Linked DNA regions of Mus musculus: all the other regions are linked to region 2. The links are chromatin loops, found by intact Hi-C in ENCODE. Cell type or tissue: gastrocnemius. All regions are shown on one strand. Region 1 holds the start of Sgms2 (sphingomyelin synthase 2). Region 2 overlaps Sgms2 (sphingomyelin synthase 2). Region 3 has its middle 1.5 kb from the start of Gm36863.

Region 1 (2,500 bases), 140 kb after region 2:
GACAGCCAGGGCTACACAGAGAAGCACTGTCTCGAAAAACAAAACAAAACAAAACAACAACAAAAAAATTGCACGGACAGGAGAGCTAACGCAGGACTTGGTTATTACCTTGGGTCCCCTACATCCCCACAGCCACTGCCTGCTCTCCACACTACCACCGCTGTAGATATGAGACCACGTGCTTCTGGTCCTTCCTAATACCTCCTAGGACTTTCACCAAGCTCTGGGAAAAAGAAACTCGGGGTGAACAACCTAGAGGTGTTGCTGAGTTTTTCTAAAGGTTCAGAAGTCAACCAGTTTGACTTACAAATGAAACGAACAGTAAATTAAATATTAACTTGCTTTTAAAAAACAACTCCTTTACTTAGGAGATCGCTATGAAACACGACTCTATCAGTGGACCAAGGAATATGGTCTATAAAAACAAAAACAAAAATGAACTTTGCTTGCTTCTAGGAAAGGAGAGGAGAGGAGAGGAGAGGAGAGGAGAGGAGAGGAGAGGAGAGGAGAGGAGAGGAGAGGAGAGGAGAGGAGAGGAAGAAATGGTAAAGAGTTCGCTACAAATACCTTCTGCAGAGTCCAGGCCTCTCATTCTCTGTGTGTCCAGCTGCTTTGATGTCTCTTAAACATTTAGTAGCTCCCAGGACAGAGGGTGGGGACAAAACCTTCTTAGGTATCCACCTGCAACGTTTAACTTCCTGGAAACCTCCCTTCCCACTCTAAGGGAGTAGACAACAATATTTCACGTGCTAACCTGGGCCCGCCAGATCTGTCAGAAGGAAGCTGGCATTTACCTAAGCCAACTGGAACTTGCTATTATTTACAGGTCAAGAGTTAAAATTTATTGAAGTTTGCTTTGATGAAAGAGGTTTACGTTCAGACTTTTGTACTTTCCAGCCTTAATTACTAACCTCATTAATCCTTACTTAATCGTTGCTATTGTCTAAGGTAGTCCTAATGCCATTTTTACCTGTTCGGGATGGTTAACATAACCGAGGTGAAACCAAAGAACTGAACAGTTAAAGGATTCAAAGTTCACGCGAACACACTGACAAAAAGAGTTGAGCCTCTTCAGTATTTCAAACACATGTCAAAATAATTTAAGGTCATTTTAGAAATAAGCAAGTCTTGGAAATAGAGGAACGGCGGATTAATAAAAGATTACAGGATATAGCATTTGAACTATTTGCTTCTGAGACAGAACGATCACCGGACCCACAGATTGTGACGGGGTAAGGTCCACTCCCACCTCTCTGTGCTGACAAATCGAATCTCCCTTCCTTAAGGGGCGCGGGTCTGAACGCCAAAGGTCCTGTTGGGCAGCCTGGAGCTGGTCTTGTGCACAGCTTGTCAGCGTGTGGCAGCCTCTCCTCCACCACTCGAACTTCAACCCTGACCCCCCAGAGCGGCACTGCACAATCTACGGTTTAACCTGTGCCATTTCAACACCATCACCAAGTATCCGAAAATGGGTCGCAAATGAATGAGCAGCAGGCTGGGAGGAGAGACAGCCACCAGCTGACCCCCAGCAGATGAAAACTGAGCAAGGATGCCCGGGGCGGGGCGGCCTGTGGGGAGGCGGTGGCGACCAGAGCCACGTCCCCCACTGGAGCCACGTCCCCGCGCGCTCCGCAGGACGCGCAGCCCGCAGCCCATCCTCCTCCCGGCCCGGCGCTCACCGCTCGCAGCCGGTGCTCGCACGCCGGGGGCGCTCGCTGGGCGCAGAGGACCCGGGGGACCGGGCCCGAGAGCTGCAAACTTTGCGCGGGTCTCGCCCGCATAGGTAGCCGCTCCGCCCCAGGCCGCAGTCCGGGCGCCGCAGCGGGCCGGGCTCCGGGCGGCTCCGGCGGCGCCGAGGGCGGGGTCTCCGGCCGGCGGAGCCCGGGGCAGCGCGCAGCTCTGTTTACCGCGGGCCCGCCCTCCTCCCCAGCCCGCGCCCTGACATCATTCATTCTCGCACTCTCGCCAGCCCTCTCCTGCTCCCAGCCGTGACTCACCCCGGGCCCGAGGCTCCCGCGGGCTCCCGCGACTCCCGGCGACCGAGTCTCTCCGGACGCCTAGCCGAGCTCGAAAAACCGGTGCGACTTCTTCGGGGAGGCGATCCCAGCTGGCCGACCGACCCTCCCTCCCCTCTGCGGCCCTACAAGATGCGGCGAAGGAGGGGCTTGGCAGGCAGCACGAGGTGGCTCCCGGCCGCAGGCTGAGCGCAGAGCCGGGCAGACCTCCCTGAACGCGGGCGGGGATCAATCTGGGAAAGTTCTCTAGGTGCCGCTCCCAGCAACTTTCAGGGGTGGGGCAGGGAAGGGATAAGCCACCTCCGCACCTCCTCGGGTTTCGGAAACTGCTTCCTAATAACGACGTGTGCGGGCCAGGGGCACCCGCTGACTCAAGGGGTGGTGCCCCGCCTAGGTCGAGGGGGTAGGTTTCCAAACATCACAAGACCGCTTGGCGAGGTTAGTCACCACGGGCCTGGTGGCACCTCTAGGTGAGCTGGAAGGGT
Region 2 (2,500 bases):
AGGAAAAAGAAAATTCCTTATAGGCTTGCCTATGGCCAATATGAGGGAGGCATTTTCTAACTGAGGGTGGCTCCTTTCACGTGACTTTAGCATGTGTCAAGCTGGCATCAAGCTATCCAGCACACCAAGGCAAGTGAGCAACGGAGACGTTAATGAAAGGCACAAACCATGTACACGTGAAAGCAGACTTCTCACGCACACATCAGCCAACCGGAAGATCTATTTACAAATTAAATGCACATGCATGTTTTATGACACACCCTATAAAATAATCAGCTTTGAAAACCTAATATAAATATGCTTATTACCTGACCTCAAGCTACTGGATTTGTACCCCACGTCAAAGGACAAAACTGTCCTCAAAATCTCATAATTAAGAGACAATATTTGGAATTGATATGAAGAGAACAGCACTGATCAGAAAAGAAAAGAAAGACCAACCACCCCTGAAGGAAGGAGGCGACGATGGTAGGTATGCAGGTAAGGGTTTGATACTGTCTGGTAGGTATGCAGGTAAGGGTTTGATGCTGTCGTATTCATACACCATTTAGTCATTCCATTTTAACAATCCCAGTAGGCTTTCTCCATACTCTGAAGAGTTCTGAAATAGGAATTTAAAATTGGCAATGGCATAGGTCCGTGCTGTTGTACCACACGAAGCGACTGCCATTTCACACTTTCACTGATTCCTATGTTGAGGGTTTAGCGTACACAGTGCCCCTGCCTCCCAGTGAAATAAGAAGCATACAAAGTATTATTTTCAATATCCACTTATAAGAAAAGTTTGCAAATAGCTAAATCGTGAACATACGGGACAAATCCACAGAATTGTGGATTCCCTCACTGTCAAAAAAAAAATACTGTGTGGTGAGATGGTTGGATAGGTTGACTCCTCCTAATCTGAAAAACTCTGAAATATTGAAAACACTCTAAATAATCTTGAGCATTCTCATGACTCCATAACTCTCATGGTTCAATGCACAGACATTTGGTTCCTGTATAAAACTATTAAAATACTGTATAAAATCACCCCCAGTTGCATATGTAAGGTACATAGAAGAGTAAATAAATTTAGAGTTAGGCTGGGATTCCACCTCTGAGAAACATCATCATGTATATACTAATGTTCCAAAATAAAAAAAAAAAAATACCCAATCCAAAGCATTAAAAAAAAAAAAAATTGCTTTGATTAATGTGTATGCTACATGTGTGCAGGTGCCTAGAGAGGCCACAAGAGGGCGACAGATCCCCTGCAGCTGCAGTTAACAAGCCGTTGTGACTGGCTTAATGTCAGTTGTCTTAAAGGCAGCAAGCATCCTTAAAGGCAGGGCTGACCTCTCTCTCTCTCTCCACCCTTATGGCCTCCCCCCCACCCCCACTAGAAACCTTTCTGATCCTAGGCTTAGGATAAGGGAGGGCAAACGTGTTTAATAACTGTAAGCTTACCAAAGAGATACATAATTACTAAACTAGTACAGCATATAGCTAAGTGGGAATTCAACCTAGACAGACAGTAGAGCATCAGCAATTCCTAGCAGGGGGTATACAATAAACAAATTGGGAAAGGGGGCATGGGATACAGAGTCGGGTGGCAAGCTAAGGTAGGACTTTGGAAGGCCACCCACTCCCAAGGGCCTCCTTCAGCAGGACTGATGGGAAGCTGGGTAAACACATTTGTAGAGGCGATGTGGCATAAAGTCCAAGGTCGAGAAAGGCTCTGTTTATTAGACCTGTAAATCTGCCCTGCCATACATGTGATGCCTTTATGATAAGGCATATTAACTGTGTAAATACAGCTTTAAAAAATCTTATCTAGGTTTATGTGTGAGCTTTAATGTTTAAAAGAATTTAAATGTATTAAAGATAGATGCTAAACCTCCATCAGAGAAAACCTGATCCTACAGAAAACTGAAATTACAAACAAGCACATGTTCATACCGAGCTCTATGGTGCAGGAGACTCTACAGTTTAAGCTTAGATCTTAAGGAAATGAAACAAAGAACCTACTGAGGTTTCAATAGCCCCAAAACTTTGTCAAACCTGACCAAGGAAAACTCATTAGTCACCAGAAAGCCATTACAGAAGCAGGCATTGTTAAATAGCTAGAAAATGCAACCGATTCAAGCAAAGCTTACTTGCGTGTCAGGTACTTTGTTGGTGTCTGTTTTAACCACTCACAACTACCCTAGGAAATATTGTAAGCTCAATTTAAAAAAAGAAAAAAGAAAAGAGAAAAAAGAAAAGAGGCAAAGCGAGTTGCCCAAGGTCAGAAAGGAAACAGCAAATCTTAAACCTGATGGAGGTTTAGCATCTATCTTTAATAGATTAAATTCTTTTAAACACTAAAGCACACACATAAACTTAGATATATTTTTAAAGCTGTATTTACCCAGTTAATAAACCTTATCATGAAGGCGTCACATGCATGGACGGGCAGATTTATGCCAGGACTCTGACCTCAGGAGGTTTCCTTTCTTACGGCACACGACTGACTCCAGGG
Region 3 (2,500 bases), 160 kb after region 2:
ACTCCTTTAAACCACATCACACTGTTTCCTTATATTCTCAAGTGTTGGGGGTTAGGACTTCAACATATCACTATGAGGAAAACATAGTCCAACTCATAGCATCCTGGAAACGAATCCTCTGAATTTAAGGGCAAGGGGACTAAAGACAAGCAATAGCTTCCCCTCAGCCAGCACATCATTTTTACTTTCTTGGGAGGAGACACAGAGGCCAAGAGTGGCCAGACAGACGATTTCTAGTGCTTTCTTTTCTCCAAGGGTTGGAATTTACAGATAACCCAAGCTCCCTCTTGAAGATGAGGAGGTAGAAATAGACTGCCCCATTCCCAAAACATCAAGCAGTGGTGGCTGTGGGGCCAATTAGCTCTTTGGAGATACTCGAGGTCCTGCCTTAAAATGTTGTCTCTCCTGGGTCCAAATGTGCACCTGTGTGCACTGATAAACCTGGTTACCTAGACGCCAGGAACTAGAGTGCTCCTTGGTGCACATGGGGCCACCTCCAATTGGCCATGCCCTTGGGAGCTGGTCGTTTCAGGCCTGAGCTTTGTTGTTGCCAAGTGTTCTCACTGGTCTTAGAAATAGCAGTTAGCAACTAACGTGCAATGTGTACTTAGATTTTCAATTAAGATTTGGGAGAGAAGAGTGAATGTCCAGTATTGGGGAAAATGGAGTTGTACTTGGAACAGGGGTCATTGTCTTAAACAGCAGTGGAGGAGGCTGGGCTCAGTTGGTAAGGTGCTTATCACACAAACATGGGACCTGCGCTCAGATCCCCAGAACCGATGGATAAAGCGGGACACAGAAACACACACTTGTAATCTCAGAGCTGGGGGCTTGCTGTTACAGCAGCCTCGCCTACTCGGTGAGAGACCAGGTATCAAAGGACGTGAATGGCATTCCTGAGGATAACACATGAGGTTGTCTTTTGGATTCCACATACACAATTACACACACACACACACACACAGACACACACACACACACTTAAAAACAACAATGGAGCCTGGAGTGTAGAGCACTGTCTCCTCTCGTAGAGGATCCAGGTTCAATTCCCAGCCCATATATGACCATCTATAACTCCAGTGAAGAAATCCCATGCCCTCTTCTGGCCTCCACAGACACCAGGCACGCCTGTGTTGCACAGACATTCATTCACTCAGGGAAAACATATACAATATATAGTATATGTGTAATATGTAATGTGTAATATATAATATATAAAACATATTATATATAATAAAATATGTTATAAAAATAAATAAAACATAAAAAACAATAAAAAGGAAAGAAGCATCGCTGAGCAGACCAAGCAAGCCCGACATCTTTGCTTATAGAGAAAAGCGAACAGTGGCTGAACGTTTACATGCCCTCAATCAACGAGAGCTTTGGGTTGGAGACTGTCTCTAGAGTATGCAGTTCTCAAACACAAGTAGAGAGAAGAGCCTCTGATGAAGGACCTTCATTTGAAAAGGAAACCAGAGACTGCCACTCGGGACATACATACACTGGCTTGGCGAATGAGCATCAGGCCAAGGCTTCACCAGGACAGAGAAATCTCGGCAAACTGTTGTAGGGGGCTGGCAAGCTCTGACCCGCAAATACAGCAGTGTCTGTGTGAAGCCTTAAGATCACAGTTGGCCGTTCCCTGACAGTTGTTAAGAAGAAAACATACAGTCTTAAAGATAAAGCAGGCTCCAGTAGTTCCTGGAACAATCGCTTGTTACCCAGGAACATTTTTTTCCCCCTATGACCTCTTGGCTCTGTTTTTGATGGGTATGACAAGAATAATTTGTATGCACAGTTTCCACACTGGTAACCACAGGGCTCTATGACCTTCTTTGTGGGAAGGGAAGGAAGCTGCCTCTCCCTCTTTGTCCTGAGAGCAGATTGGTTTAGTCCCCTAGCACTTTGCACTTTGGGAATCATGACCCTCTACCACACATCCTGTTATCCCAGCTTATAAACCCTTCCAGGACATGAACTGGTCCACTGGCTCCTTTATTGTTTAGTTTTCTGCCCAGGACTTCCTGGGTGAGTTTTCTAAGTAGATGATTAATACTCTTACCGAAGAGTTGATTCACAACTTTCCTGATACAGTTCAGTCTTCAACTGTACTATAATTGCTTCGTTTTTGTGTTTTATGTACTTTGTTTTATATATTATAAATTTTTATGTACTATAATTGCCTCAAACACAGAAAGAAAAATACCCTGGCCAATCATCATATTCAGAGATGTGACACTATATGGCCGGTCTTTCTTTTTTTCTTTCCCTTCCCTTCCCTTCCCTTCCCTTCCCTTCCCTTCCCTTCCCTTCCCTTCCCTTCCCTTCCCTTCCCTTCCCTTCCCTTCCCTTCCCTTCCCTTCCCTCCCCTTCCCTTCCCTTCCCTTCTGTTTCCTTTCCTTTCTCTCTCTCTCTTTCTCTCTTCCTTCCCTTCCTTTCTTTCTTCCTTTCTTTCTCCCTTCCTTTCTCTCTTTCCTTCCTTCTTTCTTTCTTTCTTTCT

The links. Peaks named below come from ENCODE experiments on the same cell type or tissue, not always from the same donor. Only the 100,000 strongest peaks of a DNase experiment are listed, where the experiment ranks them.
Region 1: it touches region 2 in a loop (2.1-fold over the local background); 2 of 42 quality-filtered maps call a loop at or near these places.
Region 3: it touches region 2 in a loop (1.9-fold over the local background); 2 of 42 quality-filtered maps call a loop at or near these places.

What each region holds. Positions count from the first base shown.
Region 1 is chr3:131,488,411-131,490,910 of GRCm38, forward strand. Sgms2 (sphingomyelin synthase 2) reads right to left here and starts at 1,820. Exons shown (of 6, transcript NM_001379585.1): 1 at 1,680-1,820. It overlaps Gm36753 (a long non-coding RNA gene), which reads left to right and starts at 2,106. Exons shown (of 5, transcript XR_003954556.1): 1 at 2,106-2,500. In gastrocnemius, no CTCF peak of the experiment used is centred here; DNase peaks (open chromatin) are centred at 1,560 and 2,028; H3K4me3 peaks cover 1,823 bases; H3K27ac peaks cover 1,797 bases.
Region 2 is chr3:131,346,759-131,349,258 of GRCm38, forward strand. All of the region lies in intron 1 of Sgms2 (sphingomyelin synthase 2), which reads right to left. Among named protein-coding and RNA genes, the nearest start is that of Cyp2u1, 45 kb to the left of the region's middle. In gastrocnemius, a CTCF peak has its summit at 1,230 (motif pointing right); a DNase peak (open chromatin) is centred at 1,233.
Region 3 is chr3:131,506,402-131,508,901 of GRCm38, forward strand. No RefSeq gene overlaps it. Among named protein-coding and RNA genes, the nearest start is that of Gm36863, 1.5 kb to the right of the region's middle. In gastrocnemius, no CTCF peak of the experiment used is centred here; no DNase peak of the experiment used is centred here.